2 separate regions of the Homo sapiens genome follow, and region 1 is linked to region 2. The links are chromatin contacts, found by Hi-C or POLR2A ChIA-PET in ENCODE. All regions are on one chromosome and are shown on one strand. Each heading gives the region's core, a stretch centred on a gene start or an enhancer-like site at or near the end of the contact. The rest is flanking DNA. Distances are from core to core; before and after follow the strand shown.

What was found. A loop is a pair of places that touch in the nucleus more often than their neighbours do. ChIA-PET counts read pairs that join two places held with the same protein, here RNA polymerase II (POLR2A). Pooled maps may share reads with other maps.
Region 1: a loop to region 2 is called in a pooled map, with 3 times the contacts of the local background. The contact joins the promoter of DAPK1-IT1 here to the promoter of UBQLN1-AS1 in region 2. A Hi-C loop is called at or near these places in 1 of 168 maps with a recorded cell type or tissue (OCI-LY7) and 2 of 50 pooled maps. POLR2A ChIA-PET finds 5 or more read pairs at or near these places in 1 of 52 experiments (OCI-LY7).

What each region holds. Positions count from the first base shown.
Region 1 is chr9:87,551,828-87,556,677 of GRCh38, reverse strand. It overlaps DAPK1-IT1 (DAPK1 intronic transcript 1), which reads right to left and starts at 3,224. Exons shown (of 2, transcript NR_146781.1): 1 at 3,088-3,224; 2 at 2,219-2,783. All of the region lies in intron 2 of DAPK1 (death associated protein kinase 1), which reads right to left. RefSeq lists an enhancer at 675-844.
Region 2 is chr9:83,704,534-83,709,252 of GRCh38, reverse strand. UBQLN1-AS1 (UBQLN1 antisense RNA 1) reads right to left here and starts at 1,418. Exons shown (of 2, transcript NR_135839.1): 1 at 941-1,418. UBQLN1 (ubiquilin 1) reads left to right here and starts at 1,295. Exons shown (of 11, transcript NM_013438.5): 1 at 1,295-1,753. The coding sequence starts at 1,574. RefSeq lists enhancers at 493-1,381, 1,545-1,614, 1,382-2,272.

The DNA of each region.
Region 1 (4,850 bases), core at 1,975-4,474, 3.8 Mb before region 2:
CACAAGTGAAAGACCTCACCTTTCAGAGACCAAACCCTGCTCTGTGAAAGGGTAGCTGAGGCTACTCCACAGAGTTTCAGCAGGAGACCGCCATCCTCCCCATGCTCTGCCAATCCCCCGCACTCCTCCTGACATTAGCATGATGGGGCCAGGCTGTAGCATTCACTGATGTGGCCAGAATACTAACCCATGCATGGCTTCCCATGACACTGAATAAATCCATGATTCAAAGACAGCAAAAGGAAGCCCCTTTGCCCGTGACGGGCAGCATGCACAGTGGGTACAGGTACACACACGTGGGCACCCTCCCCAGCTCTGTGAGCTTTGACAAAGGAAGCTTGGGCAAAGTACCTTGCCTCTCTGCACCTGTTTCCTCCTCCATAAAATCAACATAATACTTGTACCAACCTCACAGCGCTGTTGTGAAGATTAAATGAGGTAACACAGGAAAAAGCACTTAGAACAATGCCAGCCCACACAGGTGCTGGGCTGCATAAGTCATTATTAACTACATGTCCACCCAAAATGTCCTTCTATTTTTGGGTCCTGCATCACTGATGAGTTTCGGTGACGGAGATTAGAATACAAAAAAACAGTTCTTCATATGCCCCGGGCAGTAATTACCATGGTGGCATTTACTCTTGCTTCTTCCTTCATAATACCTCATTTTCTCATTCGTCTTTTTAGGAATAAAACAGAAGCTACTGACAACACGTACTAGTGACTACTTCCATTCCTCTAAATAATAATTTTCCCATGCAATTGTTTAATCATATTGATATGGAACTCGCCTAGCTTTTAGTTAGCCGGTAATTTGTTAACAGTGTGCTCTTGCATGACTGCATATTTGTTCTTAACGATAAGCTTTAAAGTGCTTCTGGCTGCAGTGGCTTACGCCTGTAATCCCAGCACTTTGGGAGGCCAAGGCAGGCAGATCACCTGAGGTCGGGAGTTCGAGACCAGCCTGACCAACATGGAGAAACCCTGTCTCTACTAAAAATACAAAATTAGCTGGGCGTGGTGGCGCATGCCTGTAATCCCAGCTACTCGGGAGGCTGAGGCAGGAAAATTGCTTGAACCCGGGAGGCAGAGGTTGCAGTGAGCCGAGATCACACCATTGCACTCCAGCCTGGGTAACAAGAGCGAAACTCCATCTCAAAAAAAAAAAAAATAACTAAATAAAATAAAGTGCTTCATGATAAATAAATTTCACTTTGTTTTTTCTGTTGTTGTTTGTGTTACTAATACTTCTTGAGGAAGTATATCAGATAGCCCCAGGGTGTCATTCTCATCTAGTCCTTGTGTCTGTGACAGAGAAGGAAAAGAGAGAAGGCAAAAGGGAGGGCAGATATGTTGCTTAAGAGGTCAAGACAAGGCTTAGCTGGGACCTAATTGTCTGACTTAATGTCTGCTTAAGAACGTGCTGTATTATGGAAATGCCCTAACGGGACAGCTAGATCAGGAACTGGGTTTTCTGGGACCATGAGGTTTAGAAATAAGGAACTTCCTTTGCTGACAAAAAGGGATGTTATGTAAACCCCCAAGTCCTTAAGTCATAATACTGAGGCTGCCCTTGAGGGCAGGGTGATGAGACCCTGGTGCACACCCACACAGCTTTCCCCACTTCTTTGCTCAGGACTCTTCAGAGGTCCCTGCAGGGTTCCTCCATGGTTCTAGAAAGTTCCTTGGCACTAAGAACCCTCTCCAGAGATCAAGGGGCCTCTACAACTGATACCATCATTAGATTCTCACTGTAGATTGTGGCAGAGAACTTGCCACCAGAAGGGCTTCCCTTTAATGACCTCCAGGAGAACTGGCTGAAGCCAAGGGCAGAAGCCCTGACACTCTCAGACCTCCGGTGGGGGTGGGGGAAATGGCTACACGGCCTGGGTGGGAGACAGCATCAGCTTCCTCCCTCCCGCCAGAGCAGTCAGGCCGAGGCCAGCTGATGGCACTTTGCTCATTTGGGTCCAGGTTGCCATGGAGATCAGCGATCTCCCTAGATGCCTCCTGACTATAGGAGCAACTAGCGCATTACTGCCGAGGGATCTACATGAGCGCCCTAAGTCCTACTGTGGAGAGGGCCTTCCTGTGGAAGGCTCCTAAGGGTGGTCCCATCCATCTTCTGGCTTGAGTCAAAGACAGAGTTCCAGCATAGTCACTGTTATGTCCGGAGGTAAAAATTCTTTAAACTGAATTTCCTAGATGAAGTAAAGACTTTTTTTTTTTTTAGTATTACATTTTATTTTTACTGCTTCTTCCAGTATTGCACAATCCCATAATTATTGCTATTCAGCTAAAAACATGCCTCGAGGCATTGCAGAAGATGAGAATAATAATTTTAAAAACTGGAGTCAGCAACACGAACTCTTGAAAGCACTAGTATAAAAGCATTCAAGAAATAACTTCCTCTGGCTTCCTTGGACTTGTTTAAGAGATTACTAATGGCAAAATCAAGTGGAAATTTTAATGGATCAGTAGGTCTTTATGAACTATAAGTTCCCCAGATGAAAATCAAAATGCTGCTCGTGATGTATGCCTTAGAACAGGATTGCTGACCTAAGGTCTGGGAACCTGCTAAGGCTGTGGGCTTATGCACTGAGTATTTGAGAGCATTTTTCTGAAAAGGGGAGCACATAGCTCTCAACTACTCTCCAAGGGGGTCCCCCAAATGTTAAATTTAGAGTTTGCTTAGTTGACAGCAGAGTTTCCCGATCGGGTTCCCTTTTGTTGTTCTAGTGAACAGGTAAAAACTCAGTGAAAGGCAGACTGGGAATGTTCTCCTGCCTCCCTTTCTGCCCACAAGCCACATGTCTCATCCTTTTTCTTCCGCTTCCTCTCCTTATTGCCCTCATCTGTGGAATATTGAAAATAAATATTGAGGCCGGGCATGGTGGCTCACGCCTGTAATCCCAGCACTTTGGGAGGCCCAGGCGGGCGGATCACTTGATGTCAGGAGGTCGAGACCAGCCTGGCTAACAGGGCAAAACCCCGTCTCTATTAAAAATACAAAAATTAGCCGGGCATGGTGGCACACACCTGTGATCCCAGCTACTCGGGAGGCTGAGGCAGGAGAATCACTTAAACCTGGGAGGTGGAGGTTGCAGTGAGCCGAGATCGCACCACTGCACACCCGCCTGGGCAACAGACCGAGACTCCATCTCAAAAAAAAAAAAAAAAAGAAAAGAAAAGAAAAAGAAAATAAATATTGAGCACCCTAAGCACCAGACATAGTGCTCAGGGCTTGGGATACAGGGACAAACAAGACACAGCCCATGTCCTTAAGGAGCGGAGAATCGGATAAAAGAAAAGATCCCATGAATGGTTAACTGAATGCACATATTAATTATCAAGAAGCATATGCACAGGATGATGGCAAAGGCAGAAAGACTGCTGTGTAGATACCAAATATTTCCAATCACCCAACCCCCCCCACATGACAGACACAAGTCAAGGAAAAAAATACTCAGGTCTGATGAGTGAGATTTTGCTTGGTTTACTGCCTAGCTGGCCAGCTGGAACTTAAATATCAACAATATCAGGACCAGAACAATGTGTCTTCTCAAAAGTAGATTTAAATTCAGAGACAGAAAGTAGAAAGGTAATTGCCAGGGGCTAGGAGGAGAAGGAAATGTAGTTAGTATTTAATGGATACACAGTTTCAGCTTGGGATGACGAAAAAGTTCTGGAGATAAACGTTAGTGAGGGCTGCAACACAACGTGAATGTTCTTACTGCCACTGAACTGTGCACTTAAAAATGGTTCAAATGGTAAATATAGCCAGGCTCAATGGCTCACACCTGTAATCCTGACACTTCGGGAAGCTGTGTGGGAGAATCGCTTGAGGCCTGGAGTTCTAGAACAGCCTGAGCAACGCAGAGACCCCATCTCTACTAGAAATCTTAAAAAAAAAAAAAAATTAACGGGGTACAGTGGGGCATGTCTATAGTCCTAGCTACTTGGGAGGCTGAGGCAGGAGGATCACCTAAGCCCAGAAGCTGGAGGTTGCAGTGAGCTATGATTGTACCACTGCACACCAGCCTGGGTGACAGAGCAAGACCTTGTCTCCAAAAAAAAAGAGGTACATTTTAAAGCACGTGCATTATACAACAATAAAATTATTTTAATTGATTTTTTTTCTGTCTGTACTTGATAAAAAGAGATGCCACAACTGCCTATGTCTGCCCAGGTGCTAGAGAAAATTAGTGTGTGGGCCACAAGTTTCACAGCTCTAATGTACATTAGGTTCTTCCATATTTTCCAGAAAGTGGTGCCCCGTCACTGTTCAAGCTGGCACACTCCTTCCAGCTGCAGATATCCCTCCTTCCAGCTGCAGATATCCCTCCCTTGTCCTCTTTAAGATGGGGTCAGCGGGGTTGGGACTGAAGTCCTAGGTACAGAAAGCCCTGGGCTGTAATGATCTAGGCAGACCAAGCCTCACACTCCCTCCTGAGGACTTCCTGCCAAGCAGTATCCCCTCCCTACTTGCTGGCCTTGCCAGGCTCTGGGCTCCCTACTGGCTCCTGGAAGCTGTGGGACCCCAGGCAGGGCCCTGCCTGGGCTGAGAGGCACAGTCTCATGTTTCCAACACCAGCAGCCTGAAAGGTGAGCCAGCCTCGCGAGGCCTGCTGGCTGGTTTAGAACTTGATCTTGGTTATCACAGGGACTCCTCACCCTCCAAGCCCCTCTGGCTTACTGGCAGCTGAGATTATTCTAGAGTGTAGTTGTTGATCTAGATTCCGGCTGCCCACGGAGGCATCTGAGACTCACATCTGCTGCAGGCTAGACTTTCACGTGTCTATCAGCAGCGCCCGCCCCTCAGAGATGACAGCACAGGGTGATGCTTATCT
Region 2 (4,719 bases), core at 169-2,668:
TAAGCAGAAGGCCTTGTTATTGAGCCATGCTGCCAGAAATTTAGGTGATATCAAATGATGTCTATACTGAAATCGATACCCTCAGGATTCTCTTAGACCCAGATTCCATAGAGCTCTGCTAAAAAGTCGTGTTTATGTAACAGTATTTATTCTCAGAACAGGGTTGGACGGCTTAGGAGCAGAAAGGCAGAATGTATCTTTGCGGATTTGGGTCATAGTGGGCTGTCAGGATTTAAATTGTGCAACATTGATTAATAATGGGCTGGTTTGTACATTCCTTGCAAGTCATCTTTAAAAGCCAATGACGTCATTTCAAATTAGGATTCTCAGAGATAATTTCTCTCTGTATTACACTGAAAATAATTTTGGAACTATCCTTAATGCCACTTAAAGCCTGAAATTGACCAGTAACTTAATTTGATAGAATATAAGGCGAACACCTCAACTATATTAAATTGTCCCATTTGGGTGGACACTCCTCGGGCACCCTGTTCCGCCCTACACACAGATAATCTGGGGGCGCTCGCGCACAGCTGTCATCGTAGCAGCAGAGGCCACTGTCAATACAGGTTGCCTGACTGATCGTCTGACCAAACCGGGCTAACCCGAGGGCGGTAAATAAGCTCTGGCCATGAAGCAATGACTCCGCAGGATTGCGCAGGGCAGTCACGGGCGTTCACTCCATTTTCTGTTCGTTGTGCTGAGGCCTTTCCACCATTAACTTACCCCAACTCCCCCGCATAGGGCAATACGACCCCTCCAAATATCAAACGCTAAGCATATTAAAATAACAAAATACCTCGCCGCTATTTTATCACCAGACCCTCCTCCCAGCGGGGAACGCAGAGTAGACAGAGAGGCAAGGGAGGGCAAGGCGATTGTGACAGCGCGGAGGGGTGAACACGGCCCAGCTGGGCATGAGGTAAGGTGGGGAGACTACCTGGACAGCAAGCGCGCAGGCGCAGCCGCGGCCGCAGGGCCCACTGGTCCCTTTCTAGTAATTTCGCTAACCGTGACGTCATCTCGGTGCGCCGTTACAGCGCTTAACTGGAAACTGCGATTTAGTTTTTGGTGAAAGGAGTGGAAAAAAACCATGAACTGACCTACCCCGCCCCATTTTGCTTTTAGTCCTTCACACTGGCTTCGCCTGCACTTTGGGCAATGGAGCGGGAAAGGAAAAGGCACGCAGGCTGAGCTCAAAGTCGCGCCAGCCGGGGATGACTCGGCGACGCCGCCAGGCGCGTTACCCGGCGTGCTCCGCGCGGCGCCGGCGAAGGGACGTGGGGGAAGGGGCAGGGAGGAGGAAGCGGTGGCTGCTGCGGATGTCGGTGTGAGCGAGCGGCGCCTGAACACACGGCGGCTGCCGAGCGCCTGACCCGGGCCTGCGCCAGAGCCTGCACCGAGCTCCGGGGCCCCACACCCGCTACGGTGGCCCTGCGCCCGTTGCTACTGAGGCGGCGTGCTCTGCATTCTTCGCTGTCCAGGCCTGCCGGCTCTGGTGTCTGCTGGCTCCTCCTTGCTCGCCTGCTCCCTCCTGCTTGCCTGAGTCACCGCCGCCGCCGCCGCCACAGCCATGGCCGAGAGTGGTGAAAGCGGCGGTCCTCCGGGCTCCCAGGATAGCGCCGCCGGAGCCGAAGGTGCTGGCGCCCCCGCGGCCGCTGCCTCCGCGGAGCCCAAAATCATGAAAGTCACCGTGAAGACCCCGAAGGAAAAGGAGGAATTCGCCGTGCCCGAGAATAGCTCCGTCCAGCAGGTGAGGCCGCCTGGGGCTCGGGCCGGGATGGGGGTGGCGGCAGGACCTCCGCCCGCCGCCCCAGGAGACCTTTTGGAAGGGCCTGGGAGAGGGGTCGTCCTCGGCCATTCTCCCGGGCGTCGTCCCAAATTAGATCACACCCAAGTTCGTGGGTTTGCGCCTTGGGACACCGCAATGGTTTGTGGCGTGGCGGCGCGGCCTGTTTGTGGGACGGGCTGATGCCGCTTTTCTCGGAGCCTTCCTTCTCTGGTATCCGCCGACCCTCAGCCTCCTCCCCCAGTTCCCCGCCCTCCGTCGCCTCCCCTCCAACTCCTCACAAAGGAAAGGGACCCACCGCCAGCCTCCGGGCGGGGTGGAGGCTGGGCGGGGGCGAGGGTTCGCTTTAGCTCAGGCTGCGGTTTTGTTTCATGAATTAAAAAGGGGTGGGTGGGATCCTCGTTGTTTTACGTGCCTGCTTGTTAAGGTGGGTTTTGGGGTGAGGTGCATGTGTATATTTAGTTCTGCATTTTAACTCCTGAAATCTTTCCCACCTTGCAACCTTTAAAAAAAAATTATGACGTAGAAACTGTTTTTAGCTCCATCTTAAGTAATAGTGATAGTACTAGGTTTAAGGAGAAAAGTGAATGACTTTCTTTCACTGATGACTTGCTCTTTCCCTTTTAGTATGTTTATCATCTCTTAGATGCCAATCATTGGGTAGGTTTTTGTTTGATTTTAGAGGGGCGATAGCGATGTTGATATTAGCGGTTGCAATCAAATAAAAGAAAATCGGAGTGAATGCAGAATATTACTTAAACTTGGTTCAGGAATACAAATCTTGCAGTTAATTAAGATTCTTGGTGGAATTTAACAAATAATTTTAGTGTATTGTTGAATACGTCGTGTTTTCCATAATTACTGACTTAATCTCTGAAGATCGCAAACAACGTGAACAGTTGGTGACAGGAAACAACAATTCCTGAAATGTACCTATCAGTTTCCCCAGGGACAGTAGGTGATTGGGGTATTGGTTTAACGAGTTCCAAAGGTAGTGTATTTTGTGAAGCAGTGAGGTGTGTAACATCAAATGAGAGAAACTTTTACCACCAACAGAATTATCACTTTTGTTTTTGTCTCCCAGTGCTTGTAAAAATTTTCCTTACCATTTTTGTATTTTCAAGCATGCGGAAAGTTGAAAGAATTGGGAAGTGGATACACATATGTCCATCATCTACAATTAGCATTTTACGGTATTATAATCGATTATCAAGTTCATTTAATTTTGGGGAGCAATTCAGAGTAAGTTGCACGTATCAGTAGATGACACCAGTACATGTCACTTCAGCATTGTGAACTTATTTGCCTAAGTTCAACTTCATTTTTTACGTTTTTTTGACGTAATTTTGGCAGCAGTGAAATGCATATGGTTGCCATTCCGTGAGTTTTCATAAATGCTTACACCTGTGTAGCCCAAGCTCTTATCAAGATATAGAACATTATAATTGACTAGAAAGTTTTTTCTTGCCTTTTCCCAGTCATTTCAGTCACTTGGCCTTTCCATCAACCACCCAGTTTTTTTTTTTTATGCCCTAAGTTACAGAGTTGCCTGTTTTAGAACTTAACATTAAATGGGATCCCATAGAGCCTATAGTACTGTGTGTATTTTTCTGGGTAAGGCTTTTTTTTCCCACTCAGCATAATGTTTTTGAGTTTCGTCTTTGTTGCGTGTATCAGTAGTTCCTTTCTTTTTATTAGTGTGTAGTTTTCCACTGTATGTGTATACCATAATTAATCTATTCACTGTTGAAGGTCACCTGGGCTGTTTGCAGTTAGTTACTATGAACAGTCTTATACAAGTCTTTTTGTGGTCTTACTCTTTTATCTTTCATGGTTATATACTTAGACTTGGTTTGAGTAGGTCATAGGGCAATTGTATGTTTCAGTTTTGTGAGAAACTATGTTTTAAAAAATGCTTCTGGGCCGGATGCGGTGGCTCACACCTGTAATCCCAGCACTTTGTGAGGCCGAGGCGGGTGGATTGCCTGAGGTTCGAGACCAGCCTGGCCAACGGGGTGAAACCCCGTCTCTACTAAAAATACAAAACTTAGCTGGGCGTGGTGGCAGGCACCTGTAATCCCAGCTACTGGGGAGGCTGAGGCTGAGGCAGGAGAATCATCGCTTGAACCTGGGAGAGGGAGGTTACAGTGAGCCGAGATTGCGACATTGCAGTCCAGCCTGGGCAACAAGAGTGAAACTCCGTTTCAAAAAAAAAAAGGAGTGCTGGCTTCAGCAGCACATATACTGAAAAATGCTTGTATCATTTTACCATCCCGCCAATGAAGATACATGGGAGTTCCTGTTGCTCCATATCCCTGCTAACATTTTGATATTGTCAGTCTCTGTAATTTTAGCTATTTTAGCGGGTGTGTAGCCATATTAAGTTTTAAAGCTCTCGGATCTCTTTTCTAGGATTCCTAATTCATGCCTCCACCATCCTGGGTGCTTTCAGCATTTTACTGCAAAAGATTAGAAATAATCAGTATTTTATAAATAGAAAAATTCCTTTCAGTCAATATATGATGTTATAGCTGTGAGGATGTTTTTGCTTTTTGTGATGTTAAAATTATAAATTCTGTGAACGCTTTTATTTTACTCTGCTGTAACCAAAGTGAGATTTTTTTTTTTTTTTTTTTTTTGAGATGGAGTCTCTGTCACCCCCCAGGCTGGAGTGCAATGGCATGGTGTCGGCTCACTGCAACCTCCCCTTCCCGGGTTCAAGGATTCTCCCACCCCAGCTTCCCTAGTAGCTGAGACTACAGGCGCATGCCACACCACACCCGGCTAATTTTCCTATTTGTAGTAGAGACAGGGTTTCACCATGTTGGCCAGGCTGGTCTCGAACTCCTGATCTTGTGATCCGCCTGCCTCGGCTTCCCAAAGTGCTAGGATTACAGGTGTGAACCACCGGGCACCCGGCCCAGTACGAA